3 separate regions of the Homo sapiens genome follow, and regions 1 and 2 are each linked to region 3. A link is an interaction called in ENCODE POLR2A ChIA-PET data of the cell type or tissue named here. Cell type or tissue: A673. All regions are shown on one strand. Region 1 overlaps HIP1 (huntingtin interacting protein 1). Region 2 has its middle 8.6 kb from the start of CCL24. Region 3 overlaps HIP1 (huntingtin interacting protein 1).

Region 1 (5,000 bases), 64 kb before region 3:
TGGAGAATTTGCATTATCCACATAGTTGGCCAGGTGCAGTGGCTCATGCCTGTAATCCCAGCACTTTGGGAGGCTGAGGCAGGCAGTTCACCTGAGGTCAGGAGTTCAAGACCAGCCTGGGCAACATGGTGAAAGCCCATCTCTACAGAAATACAAAAATTAGCCGGGCATGATGGCGGGTGCCTGTAATTCCAGCTACTGAGACGGGAGGATCGCTTGAACCTGGGAGGTGGAGGTTGCAGTGAGTCGAGATCAGGCCACTGTACTGCACTCCAGCCTGAGCAACAGAGTGAGACTCCGTCTCAAACAAACAAACAACAACAACAACAAGAAACAGTTGATTAAGCTGTTATGTAGGCTGGGTGCAGTGGCTCATGCCTGTAATCCCAGCACTTTGGGAGGCCAAGGCAGGCGGATCACCTGAGGTCAGGAGTTCGAGACCAGCCTGACCAACATGAAGAAACCCTATCTCTACTAAGAATACAAAATTAGCCAGGCGTGGTGCTGGGCGCCTGTAATCCCAGCTACTCGGGAGGCTGAGGCAGGAGAATCGCTTGAACCGGGAGGCGGAGGTTGCAGTGAACCGTGATCACGCCATTGCACTCCAGCCTGGGCAACAAGAGCGAAACTCTGTCTCAAAAATAAATAAATAAATAAATAAAACAAAATAAAATAAAAGGCTGTTATGTAAGAACTACCACTAGAACTGGTGTAAGACTATTTGTTTTGTCATTGTTGTCTGTGAGATCATCTTTGGTGGAGCTTATATTCTGTGGGGTCCTGCATGTGTCTTGACTTATGGAGGTATTTCTTGGGACAATTTTATGGTTGTCTCTGCTAAGTTCTTACCAGGTTCACTGGTTCCCAGGGCAGGGCTTCCATGCTGCATGAGTCTTGGGGGAACTTGGCACACCTATGCAGCCCAGGCCCGGGGCCCTGGCTTTTCCCTAGACTCTTCACCAAAGGCTTCGGGTCGGCAGCTCTGGCCAGGAGCTCAGTTCCAGACCCCTGAGGCACACACAGTCAGTGGTCTCAACTTTGGTCCTTTAGAGCTGATTTGTTTATCCCATAGCATGTGGCTTTGATTTGCAATTAGGAAGCCACTGGAAGGTTTTTAGTAGGATGTGAAATGATCGATCTACTTTATGTTTTGTTTTATTTTTAAAGACCTCTCCAGCTGCATTGTAGATGAATAGTATGGCCTTCTGGTACTTGGAGGTACTTCCAAGCTCATCTATATATTTGGCTTTTTTGTTTGTTTGTTTTGTGTGTGTTGTTTTGTTTTGTTTTTTTTTTTGAGACGGAGTTTCGCTCTTGTTGTCTCCGCCTCCCAGGTTCAAGCAATTCTCTTGCCTCAGCCTCCTGAGTAGCTGGGATTACAGGCATGTGCCACCACACCCAGCTGATTTTGTATTTTTAGTAGAGATAGGGTTTCTCCATGTTAGTCAGGCTGGTCTCGAACTCCCGACCTCGGGTGATCTGCCTGCCTCGGCTTCCCGAAGTGCTGGGATTACAGGCATGAACCACCGCACCTGGGCTTTTTTTTATTTTTGAGACGGAGTCTTGCTCTGTTGCCCAGGCTGGAGTGCAGTGGCATGATCTCGGCTCACTGCAACCTCCGCCTCCTGGGTTCAGGCTGTCCTCCCACCTCAGCCTCCCAAGTAGCTGGGATTACAAGCATGCACCACCATGTCTGGCTAATTTTTCTATTTTTAGTAGAGATGGGTTTCGCCATGTTGGCCAGGCTGGTCTTGACCCCTGACTTCAAGTGATCTACCTGCCTCGGCCTCCCAGTGTGTTCGGATTACAGGCGTGAGCCACCTCACCCGGCCCTTTATGTTAATAATATTTTTCAATTTTTTTCTCTACCAGAAGTCTTAATTCCCGCTACAGTTTGGATGTTTGACCTCCTTCAAACCTTATGTTGAAATCTGATCACCAGTGTTGGAGATGGGGGCCTAATGGGAGGTATTTTGCATCTTGGGGGCAGATACCTCATGAATAGGTTAATGCCATCCCTGCGGGGTGGGGATGAGTGAGTTGTTGTTCTATAAATTTCCTTGATAGCTGGCTGTTAAAAAGAACCTGGCACCTTCCCTCGCTCTGTTTGCTCCTCTCTCTCTTTTTTTTGTGAGGCAGGATGAGTCTCACTCTGGCGCCCAGGCTGGAGTGCAGTGTCTTTCCTCCTTCTCTGTAACCATGGGATCCATATGAACACCAGGTCCCCTTCCCCTTCAGCCATGAGCGGAAGCAAGCCTGAGATCCTTTCAGAGGCAGATGCAGGCACCATGCTTCTTGTGCAACCTGCAGTGCCATAAGCCAAATAAACCACTTTTCTTTATAAATTACCCAGCCTTGCCAGGCACAGTGGCTCATGCCTGTAATCCCAGCACTTTGGGAGGCCAAGGCAGGTGGATCACTTGAGTTCAGGAGTTCAAGGCCAGCCTGGCCAACGTGGTGAAACCCTGTCTCTACTAAAAATACAAAAATTAGGCCGGGTGCGGTGGCTCACGCCTGTAATCCCAGCAATTTGGGAGGCCGAGGCAGGCAGATCATGGGGTCAGGAGTTCAAGACCAGCCTGGCCAACATGGTGAAACCCCATTTCTACAAAAATACAAAAATTTGCCAGATGTGGTGGTGCGTGTCTGTAATCCCAGCTACTCGGGAGGCTGAGGCAGGAGAATCGCTTGAACTCCGAAGGCAGAGGTTGCAGTGAGCCAAGATCGTGCCATTGCATTCCAGCCTGGGCAATAGAGTGAGACTCCATCTCAAAAAAAAAAAAGAAAGAAAAAAATACAAAAATTAGCTGGGTATGGTGGCAGGCACCTGTAGTCCCAGCTACTTGGGAGGGTGAGACAGGAGAATCGCTTGAACCCGGGAGGCAGAGGTGGCAGTGAGCCAAGATCACACCACTGCACTCCAGCCTGGGCGACAGAGCGAGACTCTGTCCAAAAAATATATAAATAATAAATAAATAAATAATAAAGTGAGGACAGCCATACCTGGCAGAGTTTAGGATTTTCTGTGTCCTGTTGTTATTGTTGTTGCAATAGGGTCTCACTTTGTCACCCAGCCAGGAGTGCAGTGGTGTGATCATAGCTCACTGCAGCCTCAACCTCCTGGGCTCAAACAGTCCTCCCACCTCAACCTCCTGATTAGCTAGGACTACAGGTGTGCACCACCAGGCCAAGCTAATTCTTTAATTATTTTTAGTAGAGACAGAGTCTTGCTCTGTTGCCCAGTCTGATCTCAAACTCCTGGCCTCAAGTGATCCTCCTGTCTTAGCCTCCTGAGTAGCTGGGACTACAGGCATGCTCCACCATGCCCAGCTTAATTTAAAAAACATTTTTTAAAATAGATATGGGTCTCACTATGTTGCCCAGGTCAGTTTTGAACTCCTGGCTTCAAGTGATCCTCCTGCCTCAGCCTCCCAAAGTGCTGGGATTACAGGCCTGAGTCACCAGACTGGCATTTGGTAGTGTTTTTGTTTGTTTGTTTTGTTTTTGAGACAGAGTCTTGCTCTGTTGCCCAGGCTGGAGTGCAGTGGCAGGATCTCAGCTCACTGCAACCTCTGCCTCCGAGGTTCAAGCGATTCTCCTGCCTCAGCCGTTAAGGTGGCTGAGATTAAAGGTGGGCATCACCACACTTGGCTAAATTTTGTATTTTTGGTAGAGACAGGGTTTCATCATGTTGGCCAGGCTGGTCTGGAACTCCTGACCTCAAGTGATCTGCCCAACTCAGCCTTCCAAAGTGCCAGGATTACAGGTAGCATGTGCCACTGTGCCTGACCTTGGTAGCATTTTTATGAGAATGAAATGTGAATATTCTCATCCCATCCGGAGAGGCTACAGCAGTCATTCTTGTTTAGGGGTTAAAAGTTTTCACCGGGTCAGGGGCCGGGTGTGGTGGCTCACGCCTGTAGTCCCAGCACTTTAGGAGGCCGAGACGGGCGGATCACGAGGTCAGGAGATCGAGACCATCCTGGCTAACACGGTGAAACCCCGTCTCTACTAAAAATACAAAAAATTAGCCGGGTGTGGTGGCGGGTGCCTGTAGTCCCAGCTACTCAAGAGGCTGAGGCAGGAGAATGGCGTGAACCCGGGAGGCGGAGTTTGCAGTGAGCCGAGATCGCGCCACTGCACTCCAGCCTGGGCGACAGAGCAAGACTCCGTCTCAAAAAAAAAAAAAAGTGTTCACCTGGTCACTGTAACCCCAGGAGACGTTTCTGTCCCCTTCTCGTTGGTTTTCCTCAGGTGTTGTCTTTTGTCTCTGCCGTGGCTGTGTTTTGAGTGACTGTAGATGGTAAGCTCCATGTCAGTTAACCAGCAAATATGTTTTTCAGGACTCACTGTAAGTACCAGGTGTGAAAAAACAGATCCCACCCTCATGGAGACTCTGCTTGGTCCCTTGAGGACAGGAGACCTGTCATCTTCTTCTGCTTTCTCTGCAAAGGCCCATCAGGGTTCTGGGTGAGCAGGTTAGCTGGAATGTCAGTCTGCCCTCAACAGTGCCCTTCATGCCACAGAAAAGGTTTCCCAAGTGCCTACAGGGCCAGGCGCCACAAGTCAGGGCTGAACCTGGCTTGATTGCTGGGTTCGAGTTGCTCTTGGACCCCAGGAAGAGCTGACGGGCTCATGGTCACCGCAGTCACTTTCATAACCACAGTAGCAGAGGATGTGAAAAGGGTGGGATGAGCCCAGGAAGCCAGCATGAACTGTCTCAAGCTGTTTATTCAAGAACTCGGTGCCGGCCAGGCACGGTGGCTCATGCTTGTAATCCCAACACTTTGAGAGGCCGATGCGGGCGGATCACTTGAGGCCAGGAGTTCGAGACCAGCCTGGCCAGCATGGCAAAACCCTATCTCTACTAAAAATACAAATATTAGCCAGGTGTAGTGGTGCGCACCTGTAATCCCAGCTACTAGGGAAGCTGAGGCAGGAGGATCGCTTGAGCCTGGGAGGTGGAGGTTGCAGTGAGCCGAGATTGTGCCACTGCACTC
Region 2 (5,000 bases), 180 kb before region 3:
GCACCTGGTTATTTTTTATTTTTTTATTTTTATTTTTTAGATGGAGTCTCTTTCTGTCACCCAGGTTGGAGTGCAGTGGTGCGATCCCAGCTCACTGCAACCTCTGCCTCCCGCGTTCAAGCAATTATCCTGCCTCAGCCTCCTGAGTAGCTGAGATTACAGGTGCCCACCACTACACCCGGCTAATTTTTGTATTTTCATTAGAGATGGGGTTTCACCGTGTTGGCCAGGCTGGTCTCGTACTCTGGTTCACACTTGTAATCTCAGCACTTTGGGAGGCCAAGGCGGGCGGATCGCTTGGGGTCAGGAGTGCACCTGGCTAATTTTAAACATTTTTTGTAGAGACGTGGTCTTACCATGTTGCTCAGGCTGGCCTTGAACTTCTGGGCTCAAGTGACCCTCCCAAAGTGCTGAGATTACAGGCATGAACCACTATACTTGGGCTCTAATTATTTCTGTGTTGGTTTTTCCAGTGGACTCTGAGATCTTATAACATGAAGTCTGAAACACGTCCTTCACTGGATCCCAGAATGCCTTGGCCGAATGGAGCTCCCTCATCTGAGACTTCAATTTCCTACCTGGAGATCTGCCACAGGGTGCTTGCTTACCTCCCTTGGTGGGGCTCTCACTGTCATCCAAGGTGATCAGATCTGTCTCTGGACAGCTTTACCTGCTTCCTTCTCCTTAGGCCTTTAACATCTAAGAGGCAGCTGTGACACAGATGTACAAAAAGATCCTCTCAGCTGGGCATGGTGGCTCACACATGTAATCCCAGCACTTTGGGAGGCCAAGGCAGGTGGATCACCTGTGGTCGGGAGTTTTGAGATCACCCTGGCCAACATGGTGAAACCCCATCTCTAGTAAATATGCAAAAAATTAGCTGGGCATGATGGTGGGTGCCTGTAATCCCAGTTACTCAGGAGGCTGAGGCAGGAGAATCGCTTGAACCTGGGAGGCAGAGGTTGCAGTGAGCCGAGATTGCACCACTGCACTCCAGCCTGGGCAACAGAGCAAGACTCTGTCTCCCTTCCCTCTGCACCCACCCCCCACCAGAAAAAAAGAAAAAAAAGATCCTCTTGGCCTCTTTGATCTGCAGCATCCCCGTTTACCATCCATGCTAGGCTGGCTGGTTGGCAGTGCCCTGGGCTTCAGCTGCTATATGTGCCTCCTGTTCCCGTCCCTGTTGAGCTGTTGAAAGCCCTCCCATCTGGAGATGAAAGGGTAAGGCACTCCATAGCTGCCACCTGTTTTCCTCCCCAGCCCCGTCTGGGACCACACCCTTTCCAGGGCAGAAGTCTGTCCGTGTGGACAGAAGTCTGTCTGACAATGGGCTCACTGTGCTCTTCTGATGGGGACCACCACCCACCCTGCACATGGGCCCCCATCAGGGCCTGCCTGTTGCCACAAAGCCAACCTCTCAGAAGTCCTTGTAAACCTTGGACTCCTGAATTTCCCAGCCAAGCCAGGCGAGATGCAGGGGAGGCGCCCTTCCCTCCCCAGGTGCCCCTCCTCTCGTCCCATTCTTCCTGCCATCCCAGATCTGGTGAGTCAGAGGAAATCATTTCTGCTCTGCACTTGGCACCAAGGCTGTCACCCTGTTACCTCCGGGTAAGTGGCTCCCCTGTGCCCAGTATTCTGGGACTTTGTGTGTGTGTGTTTGGTATCGAGGAAGCAGGATATCCCAGGAAGCAGTGACACCCCCAGTCTGCATGCCTGAGTCTAGCCCCTTGCACTCCCCACCACAGTGCCCATTCATCCTGGCACCCCACTGCCCTCTCCCCCCTGCATCACACCCCAGATGTCTACCCGCTTCCTTTAGGAGGCTGGGACAAGAATGCAAGAAAGAATTGATGGAGGCTGTGCAAAGCTGGTGGCCGTGAGAGTCTAAAGTAAGGGGTGGATCGGAGAGCAGCTCGGAAAGTGAACTCGGTGTGGTGGCATTGGTGCCACTCAGCGGAGCATGCTGCCTGGCACCATGACAAGGGCATAGGTTCCTTCCCAGGAAGATGTAGGACGAGTTCTGCCCCATCGTGGCTTAGGAGTCTTGAGCAAGTCATTTAACTCTCTAAACCTCAGTTTTCTTTTCTTTTTTTTCTTTTTGGAGATTGAGTCTTGCTCTGTCACCCAGGCTGAAGTGCAGTGGCACAATCTCGGCTCACTGCAACCTCCGCCTCCTGGATTCAAGCAATTCTCATGCCTCAACCTCCTGAGTAGCTGGGATTACAGGCACCTGCCACCACGCCTGGCTAAATTTTGTATTTTTAGTAGAGATGGGTTTCACCATGTTGGCCAGGCTGGTCTCGAACTGACCCCTGGTGATCCACCGCCTAGGCCACCCAAAGTGCTGGGATCACAGGCGTGAGTCACCATGCCCAGCCTGAACCTCAGTTTCCTTACTGGTGACATGGGGACAATAAGAGGATAAGATGAGTTCAGAGGAGCCATGTAGGGCTTTAGGGGAACAGCTGAAGGGATGCTGGTCTGGTGGCGTTTCATGGAGTCCCTCACTGAAGCTTGAGGCCTACTCCCTCCACCATCCTGGGAGGTGCACAGTCACACACCCATCTTTTAGTAAATGAATTAAGCTTCACAGAGGCTAAACACCTTGCCTGGGCCACCAAGTGAGCATATGGTTGGGACGAGGCTCAAACCCAGGAGTGTCTACCTCTAGGGCCATGCCCTCCCCATGGTACTACACTGTGTCTTGAGCTGGGTGGGGCAGTTGAGGCTGTCTAATCTCCCTGGGCTTCCAGTTCCCAGCCACAAAGTGTCGGGACAGGTGAGACTCCAAAGGTTCTTCTTGTTCTGATTTTTTTTCTTTTTTTTTTGAGATGGAGTCTGGCTCTGTCACCCAGGCTAGAGTGCAATGGTGCGATCTTGGCTCACCGCAATCTCTGCCTCCCGGGTTTAAGCTATTCTCCTGCCTCAGCCTCCGGAGTAGCTGGGATTACAGGCTTGTGCCACCACACCTGGCTAATTTTGTTTTCTTTTTTTTTTTTTTTGAGACGGAGTCTCGCTCTGTCGCCCAGGCTGGAGTGCAGTGGCGGGATCTCGGCTCACTGCAAGCTCCGCCTCCCGGGTTCACGCCATTCTCCTGCCTCAGCCTCCCAAGTAGCTGGGACTACAGGCGCCCGCCACTACGCCCGGCTAATTTTTTGTATTTTTAGTAGAGACGGGGTTTCTCCATGTTGATCAGGCTGGTCTCAAACTCCTGACCTCAGGTGATCCACCCGCCTTGGCCTCCCAAAGTGTTGGGATTACAGCCTTGAGCCCCTCCCTTGTTCTGATAATTTATTGGACATCCAGACCTCTCCCTACCTGCCCTGCCTGCCTCGGGCATCTACCAGAACCCCTGGAAGCCCCACAGCCCCTGCAGACTGTTTTTATCCATGAATGGTCCCCCCAACACATGCACTCAAGTTTGAAACCCAAGTGTTATCCTAGACAATCCTTCCTTTTCCTCAACCATATGGCATCAGAGCTCAGCAAATGGAATCCTGAGTAATCCTCAAATCCATCCTCTTTTTTCCATCCTAACTTCCTCCACCTCTCCATCCTAGATTCCCTACCACAGGCTTCCCACCAGTTCTGCCACATGACTTACTGCAGCCAGAGTGATTTCTTTAAGGCTCCAACCTGGCCAAGTCACCCCTCTGCTTTGACTTCATCTCTGTGGCTTCCAGGGCTTGAAATACCCTTCTCTGCCCAGTTTCCTCCCTGTCAAGCCCAACTCCCCTTGGTCAGCCTAACTCAGCACAAGGGGCACCTCCTTCAGGAAGTTTTCTATGACTTCTGCTCTCCACTGTGGCCTCGGTAGACCTCCTCCATCTGGACACTTATCACCTGTGTCATAATTGCCTCTGTCTCTCAAGGCTAGTGTGAGAGTTCCCCAAGGCAACACCTGTATATAGTTTTTCTTGGTATGCCTGGGATGGGGCACCTGGTATATAGCAGGGTTCGATGAGGGATGGATGGATGGATGGATGGATGGATGGATGGATGGATGAATTGATGGATAGATGGATGGATTAATGAATGGATGGATGGATAGATGAGTGGATGGATAGATAGATGGGTGGAGGGATGGATGGATGGATGGATGGATGGATGGATTAGTGAATGGATGGATGGATAGATGAGTAGATGGGTGGGTGAATGGATGGATGGGTGGAGGGGTGGATGCATGGGTGGGTAGGTGGATGGGTGGATGGGTAGATGGATGAAGGGTGGATGGATGAATAAGTGGATGGATGGATGGATGATGGATAGATGGGTGGATGAGTGGGTAGATGGGTGGGTGGGTGGGTGGATGGATGGATGGATGGATGAGTGAGTAGATGAATTAATGGGTAGGTGGATGGATGGATACCTGAAACACCTCCCTTGGGGCTGAGTTCCTCTAGCTTAAGGGTCTGGTTCCTGCTAGATGGTGAAGACTTGCATGTGCACTGCCAGGCGAGGTGGCTCATGCCTGTTATCCCAGCACTTTGGGAGGCCAAGGCTGGCAGATCACCTGAGGCCAGGAGTTCGAGACCAGTCTGGCCAACATGGTGGAACCCCGCCTCCACTAAAAGTACAAAAAAATTAGCTGGGTGTGGTGGCGTGCGCCTGTAATCCCAGCTACTCGGGAGGCAGAGGCAGGAGAATTGCCTGAACCAGGGAGTTGGAGGTTGCAGTGAGCCGAGATTGTGCTGTTGCCTGGACGACAAAGCAAGATTCCATCTCAAAAAAAGAAGGAGAAGGAGAAGGAGAAGGAGAAGGAGAAGGAGAAGGAGAAGGAGGAGGAGGAGGAGGAGGAGAAGAAGAAGAAGAAGAAGAAGAAGGAAGAAGAAGAAGAAGAGGAAGAAGAAGAAGAAGAAGAAGAAGAAGAAGAAGAAGAAGAAGAAGAAGAAGAAGAAGAAGAAGAAGAAGTAGTTTACTAAAAGCCCTTACATCCGTAACTTTCTAGGATTCTAGAATCACATGAGATCATGGGTAAAAAGTGGCCTCATCCTCCCCGC
Region 3 (5,000 bases):
AGGAGGCAGGCAGATAGAGTCCCAATTTCATCGATAAGAACTCAGCTTTGACAGGAAGGGGCTGTGATAGGGCAAGCCCAGCAGGTCCTGGGGCCATGATAGGAGATGCCTTCTCCTCAGGGCCCCTTCATGTGGGTCCCTTCATGTGGGTGCAGAGGTCGGCCTCGCAGCTGTTCTGGATCCCATCACCTGTTCATTATTTATTATTATTATTATTATTATTATTATTATTATTGAGATGGAGTCTCCTTCTGTCATCCAGGCTGGAGCACAGTGGTGTGATCTTGGCTCATTGCAACCTCTGCCTCCCAGGTTCAAGCGATTCTCCTGCCTCAGCCTCCCGAGTAGCTGGGATTATAGGCGCACACCACCCCACCCGGCTAATTTTTGTATTTTTAGTAGAGACGGGAGTTTCGTCATTTTGGCCAGGCTGGTCTTGAACTCCTGGCCTCAAGCAATCTGCCTGCCTCAGCCTCCCAAAGTGCTGGGATTACAGGCCTAAAGTGCTGGGATTACAGGCGTGAGCCCGCCGGGAGCCAGGCCCACCTGTTCATTATTTTAAAAGCCCTAACTTCATGGTTGCCCCGTGGCAGCATGGGAAGCCCTTCTGGGCTTGGGCTGGATGGTCCTTACTGAAGTCTGCCCTGCTCCCCAGTCCCTGCCGGGTGTGTGACCTGGGGCACCTCCCTCTCCCTCTCTGGATCTCAGTTTCCTCTCCGTATAAAGTGGGGTTGATCTAGGTGGACTCTCAGGTCCCTGCTGCATCCAAAACTTTACTGCCATCTGATTTTGGGGGGACAGACTGTGTTGAAACTATAGGCTTGAATGGCCAGGCTTTTTCCGGAGAACTTGCCCCAAAGGAGCATTTGCCAGGAGACCTTTTGAGGCCACCAGCTGTGTCTACTGCAGAGGGGAATGTCTGCCTTGCATTTCGGCATCGAATAAGGAAAGGGACATCGGGATTCTGGCTTGAGAGAAAGGAGCTCCCAGCTCAGGGCAGACATCATTTAGGAACCACGGAGCCAATTTCCCTCACTCCAGGAAGGGCTGGCTGTGGCTCACGTGGGAGGGGGACGCTCAGAGCCTTCCTGGGGATACCTGTTCCACTTCCTCCCAATTGCCCATCTGTTTGGAGACCCCAGTCTCATTCGGGAGGCCCCTCCAGATTAGCCGCAGGAGGCAAACAACTGGCCGTGAATTCCCCCTTTGTCCAGGGAAGCCAAGTGGGGAGGGGCCGAGCGGACCCCCTGCCCCCACTGGAATGTCGGCCTCCTGCGCCCCCCATCTGTCCCTCCTTTTTCACCACCTCCCCTGCTCACTTCCTGAGTCCCACTGATCCCACCACCAAAACACACGCATGCATGCACACGCACGCCTGCACACACACGCGGGCGCACACACACACACACACACACACACACACACGCTTCCTGGCGGGCCGGCGGCCTCTCGCTCCGGGATCGGCGATCCCCGCCACCGGGAACTCTGGGGAGAAGCCACCTTTTGTTATTCAAATCACATCCTCGCCGTGCGAGCCCGGGGGCCGCGGGATCTGGCCCGGGAACCCGCCTCCCGGTCTCCCCTCGCGCCCCCGCCAGCTGATTCCGGGATTTCCCGGTCCCCGGGGGCTCGGGCGCGCCGGTCTCTGCCGGCGGGGCCGCGCCTCCCCCGCCCCCGGCGCGCGCTGCGGCTCCGCGCCCGCCCCCCTCCCCCTCCCCCTCGCCGCCTCCCCTCCCCCTCCCCTTCCTTTCTCCGGTCCAGCCTTGGTGCCGCCGCCGCCGCCGCCGCCTGCCCCGGTCCGCGGGGGCCCTGCCGGCCGCCCTCCCCGCAGCATGGCACCCTCGGGGCGCGATTAGCCGGGAGCAGCTTTGGGGGAAGCGGGATCTCCAGGGGTGGGGGGGTGCCCCGCAGCCTCGGTCATGGATGTGAGCAAGATGGTAAGTGTGAGCAGGGGCTTTGCCCCGAGCCCCCTCCCCACACCCCCAGCCCTGGCGCCCTCCCTTCTCCCCCTCCTAGCCGGCGCGATCCATTGAAAGTTTCTGGATTGTTGATCCTGCCTGTTGGCCCCAACTCCAGGCGTGCCGGAGGAGGGAGCCGGGCCAGGATTCTGGAGGCGGCTGGCCGGCCGGGATGGGCTCTGGCTTTCCCGCCGCGCCGCCGCCGGGCTGCCCGGGAGATCGCGCTGGACTCCAGGGACTGGGCTGCGGGGCTCGCCGCCCACCTCGGGAGACCTGCCGGACGGGAGGGAGGGCAGCGCCGCCGGAAGGGGCTTGTACCGTGCCCTCCGGAGCCCCCTGCCCGCACACCTACAGGAGATCGATGGAAGATGTGTGGGGCTGAGCCCGTGGGCAGGGAGGCACAGGTGGCGCTGGGAGGACAGTGAGAAGCCAGGTTTCAACCATCCTAGGAGGTGAGGGGGCAGGAATGGAGCCCTTGGCAGAGACGGGGAAGGTTCTAGGTTGGCCACTTGGGAACCCCAGCTTCAGTGGGCCTGAGGTGCAGCCAACACCTTCGCCTCCTAAGCATGACTCCGCCTTTCCTTTAGAAATGGGCTCCTCTGGAGGGGTCTGTGCCCTCCCCCAGAGAAGCCCTCCACCCCCACCTCCACCGCGAATACAGTAGGATCTTGAAGAAATCATTGCTTATTGATTGAGACCAAGGAGCAGCCTTCAGCCGGTACCAGGATGTGATTTGGGGGATTCTGATGGGAGGGGGGTTCGCAGGGAGCACCTGGAGGCCCGGAAACTGCAGGTTTTCCCAGGGGTCTTGATTGGCTGTCACTCTGAATGGAGATTTAAGGGTGCCCTTGCCATCTCAATCACCCTGACCCCGAGTTTAGACCAGGGTACTGTCCCTACCGTCCAGCCTTGCAACCCTCAAGGGCCTGTGTGTCAGGCGGGTCTTGGGAGGGGGGAGGCAATCAGGGCTTTCGAGGAAAGGAGCTGTCGTGGGCTGTGTGTGTGTGTGTGTGTGTGTGTGTGTATGTGTGTGTGTGGGGGGGGGGGGGGGGTCTGGGTCTGCCCTTGCCATAGAGATGAGGAGGTACTAGAATTTGAGTTTATCTTGTTCAGAATTATATTACTTTTCCCCAGAGGGTGCCCTTTCGAGGCAACCAAGGGAGGTTGGTTCTCTGCCCGGCCCTGGCCTTTGGCACTCTGTCTTGGCTAGGAGACAATGGGATGGGGGCTGATGACAGGGGAGAGTCCTATTCTATGGCCTGCATCAGTCTCAGACTGACTGAGCATTGCCCCTGGGGTTGGGGGCTGCTTGAGGGGCTTCATGTCTTTATTTGGGTTCCTATCTTTATTTGGAGAGAAATACCTGTTCATGGTTGGGCAGTGAGTGCCCAGAGGTTGGACCAGCATTCCTTGTCTGTCTGCCATGAAATCTCGCTTTCTTTGGGCATGTATTAGAACTCCCTCTCAAAAAAAAAAAAAAAAAAAAAAAAAAATCCTCTCTGCAGCTATGGGGGTGGAGATGTAGAAAACTAAGCAGTAGTTCTTTCCTAGAGGTGTCTGAGCAAGACCAGAAGACTCATCTGTCTGGGCTATGATTAGGAGGTTGAGGGATCTGAAGCTTCGAAACTCTACTTTAGTCCAATGGCCACTAAACCGAATCACCCTTGAGCATCCTCCCAGCCCTGCACCCAGGTTCCCTGCAAAGCTTGGCCTGCAAGGACAAGCTTATAGGACTCAGGGACCTCTGTCCATCCATCCCTCATTAATCAACAGCATTTATTTAATTCTCATAATTTCTATAGCAAGTGCTGGGTAAAGAACACAAAGAAACATCATCGAAGGCCTCCCTCCCTGCTTCTCAAGGCCCTTAGCATGAAAGTGAAGGATCCAGAGAGATACAGGCCGACTCAACAGTTAGCTATCAATACAGGCCTGGATCAGAAGGCCAAAGCTTTGAGGACCATGGGGGTCTGAGAAGGGACTGGAGTGCAGAGTTCAGAAGGAAGACCAAGACCTCAGTTGGCCCTTGGAGGTTGGGTGGGGTAGGCATTGCCTGTTGGGAGAATCGCAGGAAGAGGATGGGCAGAGTCCATTGGGTGAGGCTGAAGACATTTGGCTGGTACAGAGGTTTGAAATCAGGAAACATCGAGATGGTTGTTTGGGGCCAGACCAGCAAGTCCCTGAATGCCAACCAAGGCATTCTGACCCTGGCCCGTAAGCACTGGGAAACCTCTGGAGAATTCTGAGCCCTGGGGAGGTGCATCTATTGCCTCTTTCCTCTTTTAGCTTGGGGTCCAAACAAAAGTGATATTAGATTCTCATTAATCATTGAGCAGCCAAGCGCCCAATCCAGAAACAATCGTCTGCAGCTCTTTGTAAAGAGCACAGACCTGTGCCTGTGTAGCAAGGAGAACCTTACCCACCCTGGGGAATTGGTGTCTGCTTTTCATTCCTGCAAGAGGCCAAAAGTACTTTCTGTTCTGGCCATTAAATTCCCATCTCTGGTTTGAAGTCCTCGCTCTGGGGGCCTTTGGCTGCAGGCTTGACCTCAAACGCAGCCTTTCAGGAACATCCTTGACAGAGTCCAATGTCAGCCTTGGAGGTTTCTCCTGCTTACGCAGAGTGAGGAAAAGCAGATTATAGTTTACCTGATTCTGCGTGATTTTTTTTTTTTTTTTTGAGACAGAGTCTCGCTGTGTCACTCAGGCTGGAGTGCAGTGGTGCAGTCTCGGCTCACTGCACCCTCTGCCTCGCGGGTTCAGGCGATTCTCGTGCCTCAGCTTCCCTAGTAGCTGGGACTACAGGCGCGCGCCCCCAGCACTACCATGCCCAGCTAATTTTTGTATTTTTAGTAGAGACAGAGTTTCACCATGTTGGCCAGGCTGGTCTCAAACTCCTGGGCCCAAGCAATCCACCCACCTCAGCCTCCCAAAGTGCTAGAATTACAGGCGTGAGCCACCACACCTGGCCTCTGCATGATTTTTTTTTTTTTTTTTTTTTTTTTTGAGACAGGGTCTTGTTCTGTTGCCCAGGCTGGAGTGC

What was found. ChIA-PET counts read pairs that join two places held together with the same protein. Peaks named below come from ENCODE experiments on the same cell type or tissue, not always from the same donor. Only the 100,000 strongest peaks of a DNase experiment are listed, where the experiment ranks them.
Region 1: POLR2A ChIA-PET joins it to region 3 with 5 read pairs; 5 of 35 experiments call an interaction of 5 or more read pairs at or near these places.
Region 2: POLR2A ChIA-PET joins it to region 3 with 5 read pairs; 3 of 35 experiments call an interaction of 5 or more read pairs at or near these places.

Annotation. Positions count from the first base shown.
Region 1 is chr7:75,699,900-75,704,899 of GRCh38, reverse strand. The region is part of intron 1 of HIP1 (huntingtin interacting protein 1); the gene reads left to right. Among named protein-coding and RNA genes, the nearest start is that of HIP1, 37 kb to the left of the region's middle. In A673, no CTCF peak of the experiment used is centred here; no DNase peak of the experiment used is centred here.
Region 2 is chr7:75,819,930-75,824,929 of GRCh38, reverse strand. It overlaps a transcript of CCL24 not described here. Among named protein-coding and RNA genes, the nearest start is that of CCL24, 8.6 kb to the right of the region's middle. RefSeq lists an enhancer at 859-1,359. In A673, no CTCF peak of the experiment used is centred here; no DNase peak of the experiment used is centred here.
Region 3 is chr7:75,635,988-75,640,987 of GRCh38, reverse strand. The region is part of intron 1 of HIP1 (huntingtin interacting protein 1); the gene reads left to right. Among named protein-coding and RNA genes, the nearest start is that of HIP1, 100 kb to the left of the region's middle. RefSeq lists enhancers at 1-676, 677-1,431 and a silencer at 1,521-1,620. In A673, no CTCF peak of the experiment used is centred here; DNase peaks (open chromatin) are centred at 1,497 and 2,047; H3K4me3 peaks cover 1,868 bases; H3K27ac peaks cover 1,290 bases.